Linked DNA regions of Homo sapiens: all the other regions are linked to region 1. Evidence: chromatin contacts called from ENCODE Hi-C or POLR2A ChIA-PET data. All regions are on one chromosome and are shown on one strand. Each heading gives the region's core, a stretch centred on a gene start or an enhancer-like site at or near the end of the contact. The rest is flanking DNA. Distances are from core to core; before and after follow the strand shown.

The links. A loop is a pair of places that touch in the nucleus more often than their neighbours do. ChIA-PET counts read pairs that join two places held with the same protein, here RNA polymerase II (POLR2A). Pooled maps may share reads with other maps.
Region 2: a loop to region 1 is called in a pooled map, with 3 times the contacts of the local background. The contact joins two enhancer-like sites. A Hi-C loop is called at or near these places in 2 of 50 pooled maps. POLR2A ChIA-PET finds 5 or more read pairs at or near these places in 3 of 52 experiments (BJ, PC-9 and activated B cell).
Region 3: a loop to region 1 is called in a pooled map, with 6 times the contacts of the local background. The contact joins two enhancer-like sites. A Hi-C loop is called at or near these places in 1 of 37 single-sample maps with no recorded cell type and 3 of 50 pooled maps. POLR2A ChIA-PET finds 5 or more read pairs at or near these places in 2 of 52 experiments (GM10248 and GM12878).

Annotation. Positions count from the first base shown.
Region 1 is chr12:121,059,477-121,062,503 of GRCh38, forward strand. LOC105378258 (a long non-coding RNA gene) reads right to left here. Exons shown (of 4, transcript XR_007063492.1): 4 at 1-280. It also overlaps the pseudogene OASL2P. Among named protein-coding and RNA genes, the nearest start is that of OASL, 22 kb to the left of the region's middle. RefSeq lists enhancers at 526-615, 736-905, 926-1,105. Within about 2 kb of position 1,260, at least 20 of the 41 ENCODE cell types and tissues checked have a DNase peak (open chromatin) inside an H3K27ac peak, as active enhancers do; they include GM12878, where a contact is called at or near this core.
Region 2 is chr12:120,796,910-120,800,397 of GRCh38, forward strand. All of the region lies in intron 2 of SPPL3 (signal peptide peptidase like 3), which reads right to left. Among named protein-coding and RNA genes, the nearest start is that of ACADS, 73 kb to the left of the region's middle. Within about 2 kb of position 1,507, at least 3 of the 41 ENCODE cell types and tissues checked have a DNase peak (open chromatin) inside an H3K27ac peak, as active enhancers do.
Region 3 is chr12:121,424,110-121,427,389 of GRCh38, forward strand. RNF34 (ring finger protein 34) reads left to right here. Exons shown (of 6, transcript NM_025126.4): 6 at 1-239. It also overlaps a transcript of KDM2B not described here. Among named protein-coding and RNA genes, the nearest start is that of MIR7107, 19 kb to the right of the region's middle. RefSeq lists an enhancer at 1,401-1,480. Within about 2 kb of position 1,267, at least 8 of the 41 ENCODE cell types and tissues checked have a DNase peak (open chromatin) inside an H3K27ac peak, as active enhancers do; they include GM12878, where a contact is called at or near this core.

The DNA.
Region 1 (3,027 bases), core at 10-2,509:
TGGTCCAGAATCAGCTCATTATAGAAGAACTGATCCCTCAAGAACTGCTCAGTTCAATGCCCGGCATCCTTCACTTCATCCTTCCAGTCTCCCTGGGGCTGGAGGCTGTTTTACGAAGGCAGACTGGAAGGATGTTTTATGAAGACATCCAGCCTGTCCCCAGGGGTGTCATACAGGTCCTGGAAGCCTGCCATCTCTGTGGGACCAGGAATGAATCGTCTCTGCTTCTGCCCAGCCCTGTAAGGGGCAACTCCCAGCCTTTGTCCAGTAGGCCACAGAACTGCAGAAGGGCAGGGAGATGGTGTGGGTTAGAGAGAGAGTTAGCTGCCCTTTTTCTTTCTTTTTTTTTTTTTTTTTGATACAGAGTCTTGCTCTGTCACCCATGGCGTGATCTCAGCTCACCGCAACCTCTGCCTCCCGGGTTCAAGGGATTCTCCCACCTCAGCCTCCTGTGTAGCTGGGATTACAGGCACCTGACACCACGCCCGGCTAATTTTTGGTATTTTTGGTATTTTTAGTAGAAACGGGGTTTCACCATGTTGGCCAGGCTGGTCTCAAACTCCTGACCTCAGGTGATCTGCCCGCCTTGGGCTCCCAAAGTGCTGGGATTACAGGCGTGAGCCACCGACGGAAGAATCACTAAGCTTACTTTCCTCTTTTTAGGGTGCAGAGAGGGCTAGGGGGCCCTCCAGGCATCAGCTGAGCCTCCCTCTGCTGGGCTGCCTTAGTTCAGCAGCCATCTCTCCTGCCGGCTGAGAATGGAAACTGAAACTGAACTTTGTTTTGTTTGTTTGGGTTTTTTTGTTTTGTTTTGTTTTGTTTTAATTGGAAACAGAAAATTTGCTGAGCTTTGAAAGAGGAATTTTCTCTTTCCATTTGAGGTTGCCAGGAAAAAAGGCTGGAGATGGAGCCAAGTGCCCCTTGGGCTTCCTTGAGAGGAAGGTTCTCAGGCTGGGAGTTTCCCAGGGTGTCCTGGAGCTGGGCTGCCCCCACCTCTCCATCCCCTATTTCCTGCTGCAGGAGCAGACCTTGTCTCCCTACGGGAACTCAGTAGTGTCTGCCCCGGAATCAGAAGGTGCTGGCTCCTTGGGGTGAGGGGATGGGGGCTTGGGCTGAGCCCCGGGAGTCCTGGGGCCTGGGATTGACTCTTTATTTTCTAAAAGCAAAGACATACTCACCCCTTTACTACTTGTTTTGTTGCGTATATTTAGGTCTCCCCTATCCCCTCACCAATAATCCACAGGAAGGAGGTAATCTTTTAAAAAATTGTCTTTAGGGGGCGCTGTTCTCTCAAGAACTTCATTTTGAAGAGCAAACTGACAGTTTGTGGTAGACACATTGGCTTTTAAAGATCTCAACTAGCGACCAGGCGCGGTGGCTCTCGCCTGTAATCCAGCACTTTGGGAGGCCGAGGCGGGAGGATCGCTTGAGGCCAGGAGTTTGAGACCAGCCTGGCTAACATGATGAAACCTCGTCTCTACTAAAAATACAAAAAAATTAGCCAGGCGTGGTGGCAGGCGCCTGTAATCCCAGCTACTTGGGAGGCTGAGGCAGGAAAATCACTTGACCCCAGAGGCGGAGGTTGCAGTGAGCCGAGATGGCATCACTGCACTCCAGCCAGACTGTCTCAAAAAAAAAAAAAAAAAAAAAAAAAAAAAAAAAAAAGGAAAGAAAGTAAATCCCACATTGATACTGTGGAGGCCATAAGTATGCACCTATAGGATGCATTTTAAAAATGCCCTAACAACGCATAAATATGTCACTGAGGTTTGTTAAGAATGTCCAGATTTCCAGCCTGGGCAGCATAGTAAAACTCCATCTCTACAAAATATACAAAAAAATTAGCCGGGCATGTGGCATGTGCCCGTAGCTACTAGGGAGGCTGAAGTGGGAGGATCACCTGAGCCTGGGAAGTCGAGGCTGCAGTGAGCTGTGATCAAACCACTGCACTCCAGCCTGGGCAACAGAATGAGACCCTGTCTAAAAAAAATTAAAAATAAAAATGTCCAGATTCATGACAGCCTGTCTCTCACTCTGCTTAACAGAGTAAAAAATACTGAGCCCTGAAACACAGGCTTAGAAGATTCAAAAATTGCCTTGGAGAGGGAAAACCACTAAGTGGGAGATGCCTGTGAAGAGCTTGAGTTACAAAATCTTTTTGAAAACTGAAAGTGGAAAAGAGTAATATTTGTATATTACCCCATAACATATACAAATGTATAGCTGTATCTAAATAAATTAACGAAATATTGGAAGTGCATATTTGATTTCCCTTAAGCTTATGTAATTAGGGCTATGCCAACATATTTTTATTTTTCATTTATTTTTATGTTTTTCCCCATTGATCCATGTGATTCTCAAACACATTTTTATTTTCTCCCTGGCAAATATTTGTTATTAGTCCATTGGAAAAATTGATTGGATTTGGGGATCACCTTGCATTAGGGCATTTTTGGTATATGTACTCATATTTTAAAAACTGTGAATTCCAATATATATTCTTAATAGGAAACTGCGACATTTTTGTCAATTTTCCTCTCTTCCACAAGATGATGCTCCACACCCACCTAAAACAATCACCATTTGTAGTTCCTAGGATCCTAGTACAGAAGAGACAGAGGGGATCTGCTTAATCCTTGTTTTTCAGAAGGCAGACAGGAGCCCAGAGTGTTTACCAGGGCTCTTTGACATTATGGTATTGATATTAACTCCAATAGCTATACTTATCAAGCACTTCGTGTATACCAGGCTCTCTACACAGTTTATTTTATTCTTTATTTTTTTTGAGATGGGATCTGGCTCTGTCACCCAGGCTGGAGTGCGTGGCATGATCTGGGCTCACTGCAACCTCACCTCCCAGGCTCAAGTGATTCTCCCACCTCAGCCTCCTGAGTAGCTGAGACTACAAGTATGCATCACTGAGCCTGGCTAATTTTTGTACTTTTTTTTTTTGTAGAGATGGGGTTTTGCTATGCTGCCCAGGCTGGTCTCAAACTCCTGGGCTCCAGTGATCCGCCTGCCTTGACC
Region 2 (3,488 bases), core at 257-2,756, 260 kb before region 1:
GCCTGTAATCCCAGCACTTTGAGAGGCTGAGGCGGGCGAATCACGAGGTCAGGAGTTCGAGACCAGCCTGGCCAACATGGTGAAACCCTGTCTCTACCAAAAATACAAAAATTAGCCAGGTGTGGTGGTGGGTGCCTGTAATCCGAGCTACCCAGGAGGCTGAGGCAGAATTTCTTGAACCCGGGAGGTGGAGGTGGCAGTGAGCCGAGATTGTGCCACTGCACTCCAGCCTGGATGACAGAGTGAGACTCCAACTCAAAACAAACAAACAAAAAACAACAAACAAAAAAATTGGGATGAATGTTCAAGGATTCTGTGTAGATCTCTGGGTTTTTTCATTTTGCAGCTCTCTTTTCTTTTGTACTCTGTTCTATTAACTCTAGCTGCCTCTAGCCGTCTCTTTGGACTCTCAGTTCCATCTCTTCAACTTCAGAAATCTTTCTCTCTGCACCATGAGTGGAAACTATCTTAAGATAGTTTGACGGGAAAATAAGTATGACGGGAAAACTATTCCTCAACTCTCAGGAATACTGTCCTTTGTTGTCTGATGAAAAATATCTTGAAAACTGCTGTGTTATGAGGGTTTACATGTTTTTTTTATTGTTTTTAAAGTTGTTTCATGTGGGATGGTAATTCAGTCTCTGTTTCTCTATCTTGGCTGGAAGTACAAGTGGCTCTAGGTAGTTCTTTTAAATAGGTCCTGAACTGGACAGATTTTTAAGTGAAGGAAAAGGCCTTTTAAAATTTCTTGTTCATGTCCCTGGGGGTACCAAAACATTGATGAATTGTATCCCTTTCTTTAGGAAAGCAGAGGATCCTATCCTATAATGAAGAGGTAGGTCATAATCCTTCCTGGAAGAAACTTAACCAAATGACTGGGCTCAGGTCACACTGATAATGATCTTAACTTCGTAGTTTCCCACCTCTATGACTCAAAATTTCTTACTGGATTTGAAAGACTTGCCCCTCTACTAACAGCCTGACTCTAGCTGCCACTCTTGTTTCCTGTACTTTCATTCACTAAAACTCCCTTCTCTGTTACTGGTACCAAGGAAGCCTCAATTAGAATGGGGGGTCTGGGGAGGATAATCTATGAAGTAGAGACTGGTTAGTTACATGTCACCCTGTTCTCATATAAATCTGGCCAACGAACTGTTTAGCAAACTGTTCCACTGGAGGGCAGCCCCAGTGGGTGACAGCTCCCCAGCAGGACCAAAACACAGCGACTTTTAGATGTGGTGGACTCCCTGAAACATGGTTAAGACTCCTCTTCTGAAATATGGTCAGGTGTCTGATGTGTTGGCTTTCCTGGGGGTTTTTTTATTTTAAAAAAGCCTTGGATTTTAGAAGATTCATATACAGTATTTGAGACATATTTCTCCAGCCATCAGAGGAAGACACATTAGCAGAGATTAAAACGTACACTTACTGCTCATACCTCAGTCACACTTAGAGGAATAGCTATGGCAACTGGCTCCTGAAAAACTTTTTCCTAATTAGTTCCACAACAAACTAGATGTAGTATTTTGCATATATTTCCCCTGCCAACGCACCTGTGGTAGTTTCTAGTACATGGTTTCACTTCTATGATCTTTTAAGCTTTAATTCATGTTTTCGCACAGCAGAGCTAACAATGTGCAGGACCTAAACTCTAGGGTTGGTGATGCATTTAATGGGAACGTCTCTGGAGTCAATGGAACATGAAGACTGCTCCTTCCCTGTGGGCATGTTTTGGAAACACATATATTAATTTAAATTGAGTTTTTCAAATTCACTTATGAATGGAATAACAATAACTACACTTGTTATATTCTGCTTCTCAGAATCTGGTGACAGCAGGTTAAATGTGCAGGAATTTTTATCTACATCTCTACCCTTGGGGCTACACAGATTGCCAGCTTCTCTTACTTTTTCTGTTGGCATTATATCGCTATTCTGGATTGGAAGGTTGCCAGTCATCTCTTTGGTTTAACCCTAGGCACAGCTGCTACGGAGCCTCTCCCATGAGACTGGGTTAGTGAGAATAGGTGCTGAGAACCCCCCGCGGGACAGGATGAAGGGTTATATAACTCAATTTCAATTTGTTATTAGTTGAGAACTATTTATAACTCCATCCTGGATGTTTTAAGGCAAGATTTTCCCCTTTTTTCAAATACAGCTGCTCCTTGACTTACAATGGAGTTATATCCCAATAAGCCCAGGTAAGTGGAAAAATCTCAAGTTCAAAATGCGTTTAATATTCATACATCTAACCTACTGAACATCATAGTTTAGCCCAGCCTACCTTAAACGTGCTCAGAACACGTACATTAGCCTACAGTTGGGCAAAATCATCTAACACAAAGGCCTGTTTTGTAATAAAGTGCTGAATATTTCAAGTAACTTACTGAATACTGTACTGAGAGTGAAAAACAGAATGGTTGTATGGGTACTTGAAGTATGCTTTCTACTGAAATCATACTGCCTTTGTACCATCATGAAGTGGAAAAATCTTAAGTTGAACCATCATTAAGTCAAACCGTTGGTAAGCTAGGGATCTTCTGTAGCAGAAAGTAGTGGTCAACTTCAAACCAGTTTTAGCTGGTCCATTTTCTTAGCATCTAACTGACAAGAACTGCAGCAGGGACAGGAAAGCCTTAGGCAGGAATGAGGTACTATCAGATGGTGGGGGAGGGTGGAGGACTGGTAAGGAGAGCAAGCATTCTTCTAGTTCTCTGTGTAATTAGAAGACTTTGAACTTCTCACTGCCTCAAACAAGCTTAGCTAAAATCAAGCCTTGTTTGGTTGTTAGAAGCAGACCATGGGTCACCGCTGCACAAAACAGAAATGGGGCACAGTGAGTTAGTAGGGCCTTACCTATTAGCTCAAGCTGGGAAGATTCATATCTTCCAGCTTTATACAACAAGCTTAAAGGGCCTGGGCTTAGCAGATCCCATGCCACTATGACTGGGGTCCGGTAAAGTTACTCACACTGCACAGCTGACAGCAAACTTAAGCTGTTTAAATAAAGCCTTTGCAAAAGACTCTGCCTCCAAAGCTATCCAGGACTATTTTCAATTATAGGCCTTTAACTTAGCTTATTTGGTAATTTATTAAGTGCATAGACATCAGATTGCTAGGTTGGACCTAGAACAGTTCGCTGCATCTTCACAGAAGACTACTCTTCATTCTCTTCCATCTTGACCTGCCTTCACAATCTTGTTATTGCTATACAGTAACATAATATGATGTTAATATAACGTTATAAATATACATTCCATCCAAATTGTATCCTGGCTATTTGCAAGTCTAGGTACTGAAATCAATGTTTAGGTCAGGTGCGGTGGTTCATGCTTGTAATCCTAGCACTTCAGGAGGCTGAGGCTGGTGGATCACCTGAGGTTAGAAGTTCGAGACCAGCCTGGACAACATGGTGAAACCCCGTCTCTACTAAAAATACAAAAGCTAGCTGGGCCTGGTGGCGCACACCTGTAATCCCAGCTACTCAG
Region 3 (3,280 bases), core at 17-2,516, 360 kb after region 1:
ATTGGGAACAACTGACATTCTCTAGTCGACTGCCAGGGCCTTAGACTCCACATGTCCATTTTTGTTCAGGTATAGCTTTTTATAGCAAGGGCTGCATCTAGCTTCTTTTATTAGAAGTGTGTGTGCTAAATTCCTTATTAATGTGTAATCAGTTTACATTGTTTTGTATAGTGAAGGTGTATTTTCAGTGCTACCCGCTAGCTGATTTTAACTTTAGGAATAAAATTAGTTTTAAAAGCTTTTGTTTACATTGTCTTGGTCAGTTCCTAAATCAAGTGACCTGGCCTAGCACCCCTCTTCAGAAGAGATGGTGGGAGCACCTTCAAAGATGTCACATGGGGGCCGGGTGCGGTGGCTCACGCCTGTAATCCTAGGACCTTGTGAGGTTGAGGCTGGAGGAATGCTTGAGCTCACAAGTTCAAGACTAGCTTGGACAACATGGCGAAACCCTGTCTTTGGAAAAAATTAGCCAGGCGTGGTAGTCCCAGCTACTCAGGAGGCTGAGGTAGGAGGATGGCTTGAGCCTTGGGTGTGGAGGTTACAGTGAGCCAAGATCACACCACTGAAATCCAACTTGGGTAACAGAGCCAGACCTTGTCTCAAAAAAAAAAAAAAAGAAAAAAAAGAAAAAAACAATGCCACATGAGCAACAGTGCTTACATTTCCTGCTTGCTTATCAGTAAGGTTAACTGCTGATGTGCTGTTTCTTGTGTCCAGGTATTGCGCTAGGTGCTGTAGTTGCCTCTGCAGTCCTCAAAGCAACTTTCTGAAATAAACATTGCTTTGCTTCTCTAACCTCTGAGAAGTTAGACTTGTCTAAAACCTCATGGTTAAAAAGTGGCTATGCAGAATTTGAACCTAGCTCTGATGCCAGAGTTGCTCTTAACCCTTCCAGTACCACATAAGAAATGAGAAACTTGGGCCAGGTGTGGTGGCTCATGCCTGTAATCCTAGCACTTTGGGAGGCTGAGGCGGGTGGATCATGAGGTCAAGAGTTCGAGACCAGCCTGGTCAACATGGTGAAACTGTCTCAACTAAAAATACGAAAATTAGCTGGGCATGGTGGCGGGTCCCTGTAATCCCAACTACTCAGGAGGCTGAGGCAGGAGAATCGCCTGAAACTGGAAGGCGGAGGTTGCAGTGAGCCAAGATCGTGCCATTGCACTCCAGGCTGGGCGACGAGCGAAACTCCGTCTCAAAAAAAAAAAAAAAAAAAGAGGAACTTGAGCTATTATGCAAAAATGTTGTGAAATCTCTTTTAGGTCCAACTTGACTTGACTCAGGATGGTTGAGTTGAGACCAACTGTCATTTCAGTGCAGCTGGGAGTGGCCACTTCTCAGAGTCTGTTATCTCCTGACTGTGCAGTGAGTAACACATATGGCCTTGGGTGCTCAGAATTTATTAGTCCATCAACAGAGCTGAAAATACCTGTGAACACCAGGAGGCAGATGCCCCTGTGCTTTGGGCAGAAAGTTTGTGTGGCTAATAGTAAAGAAAAAAATTTTCTGCTTTTGAAGATCAAAGCATGTAAATCAAGGCCTCCCACTTGTTTGTCTGCAACCACAATTGGTAGTAACTGGCTTGAGCAGGTCATGGTTTCCCTTTAGAAGCAGCATAAGTTGCCAGAGTTTTGTGGGCACTTGTGCTTTTTGTCTAAACTTTTTTTTTTTTTTTGAGACAGAGTCTCGCTCTGTTGCCCAGGCCGGAGTGCAGTGGCGTGATCTCAGCTCACTGCAAATTCCACCTCCTGGGTTCATGCCATTCTCCTGCCTCAGCCTCCCAAGTAGCTGGGACTACAGGCACCCGCCACCACGCCCGGCTAATTTTTCTGTATATTTAGTAGAGACGGGGTTTCACTGTGTTAGCCAGGATAGTCTCAATCTCCTGACCTCATGATCCACCCGCCTCTTCCTCCCAAAGTAATCTTTTGATGAGACTCTGGAAATCTTAACATTTCCTCCAAATTGGTAACTTGGTGGTGGCAAGTCTTTAAATCCAGGCCATAGAAGCTAAGCAGTAGGTGCTGGTTTTGTCTAAACTTAAATTCAAAAATTCAGATTTATACAGTCTTAGTTTAAAGCAGTTTAATGTTTACTCTTAGATTTGTGTATTAAGTTTTAGTGGCTTCTTTATAGAAAGAGTACAAAATGCTTGGTGGATTTTTTAGATAGTAGTTTGAAGTAACCCTGGTTTATTAGCCAGATAATAGAAATGTCAGACAACAGAAATGTTTAGTGTAACAGGCTTGATACTTGGAAATTGGCTTGTTTGGCAGAGGGCAAGCATTTCCCCCTGGAATTTGAATTTTTAAACTGGCATGCCTTTCTACCCCCTCCCCCCCCTTTTTTTTTTAAAGACAGAGTCTTGCTGTTGCCCACCCAGGCAGAGTACAGTGGCATGATCATAGCTCACTACAGTCTTAACTTCTGGGCTCAAGCAGCCCTCCCGCCTCAGCCTCCCCAGGAGCTGGCATATAATGCATACCACCATGCCTGGATAATTTTAAACAATTTTTTTTTTTTTTTTTTTTTTTTAGACAGAGTCTTGCTCTGTTGCCCAGGCTGAAGTTCAATGGTGCAATCTTGGCTTATCGCAACCTCCGCTTCCCAGGTTCAAGTGATTCTTCTGCCTTTTCCTCCTGAGTAGCTGGGATCACAGGTGCATACTACACTCCCAGCTAATTTTGTATTTTTAATAGAGACAGGGTTTTACCATGTTGGCCAGGCTGGTCTCAAACTCCTGACCTCGGGTGATTCGCCCGCCTCGGCCTCTCAAAGTGCTGGGGTTACAGGTATGAGCCACTGCACCCAGCCCCATGCTGCTTTAAGTAAATTTTTTAAATAGGTCATGTCATATGGATAAGTCTGCAGTGGAATACAGTGAAGTCTCTTTATCCCATCTTCACAATATGAAAGGATGTCATTTGAGGTGCCATGGTGTCTTCCTTTGTAAACATCAGATTCCCTAGAGGAAGGGACAGAGCCTCTTTTCTAGGTTACTAAGCTGTGATTTGACACAGCAAACATTCCCTTGGGTTTATGGTCCTTTCATTACTTCATCAGACATGGCGTGTAGGCTCAGAGTAGTTGCTTGTAGCATTTAGCCTCGGCTGGCCTCATCTTTGGCTCATTTTAAAAATAAAAGAGGCTGGGGACGGTGGCTCATCCCTGTAATCCCAGCACTTTAGGAGGCTGAGACCAGCAGATCACCTGAGGTCAGGAGTTCGAGACCAGCCTGGCCAACATGGTGGGTGAAACCCTATCTCTACTAAAAATACAA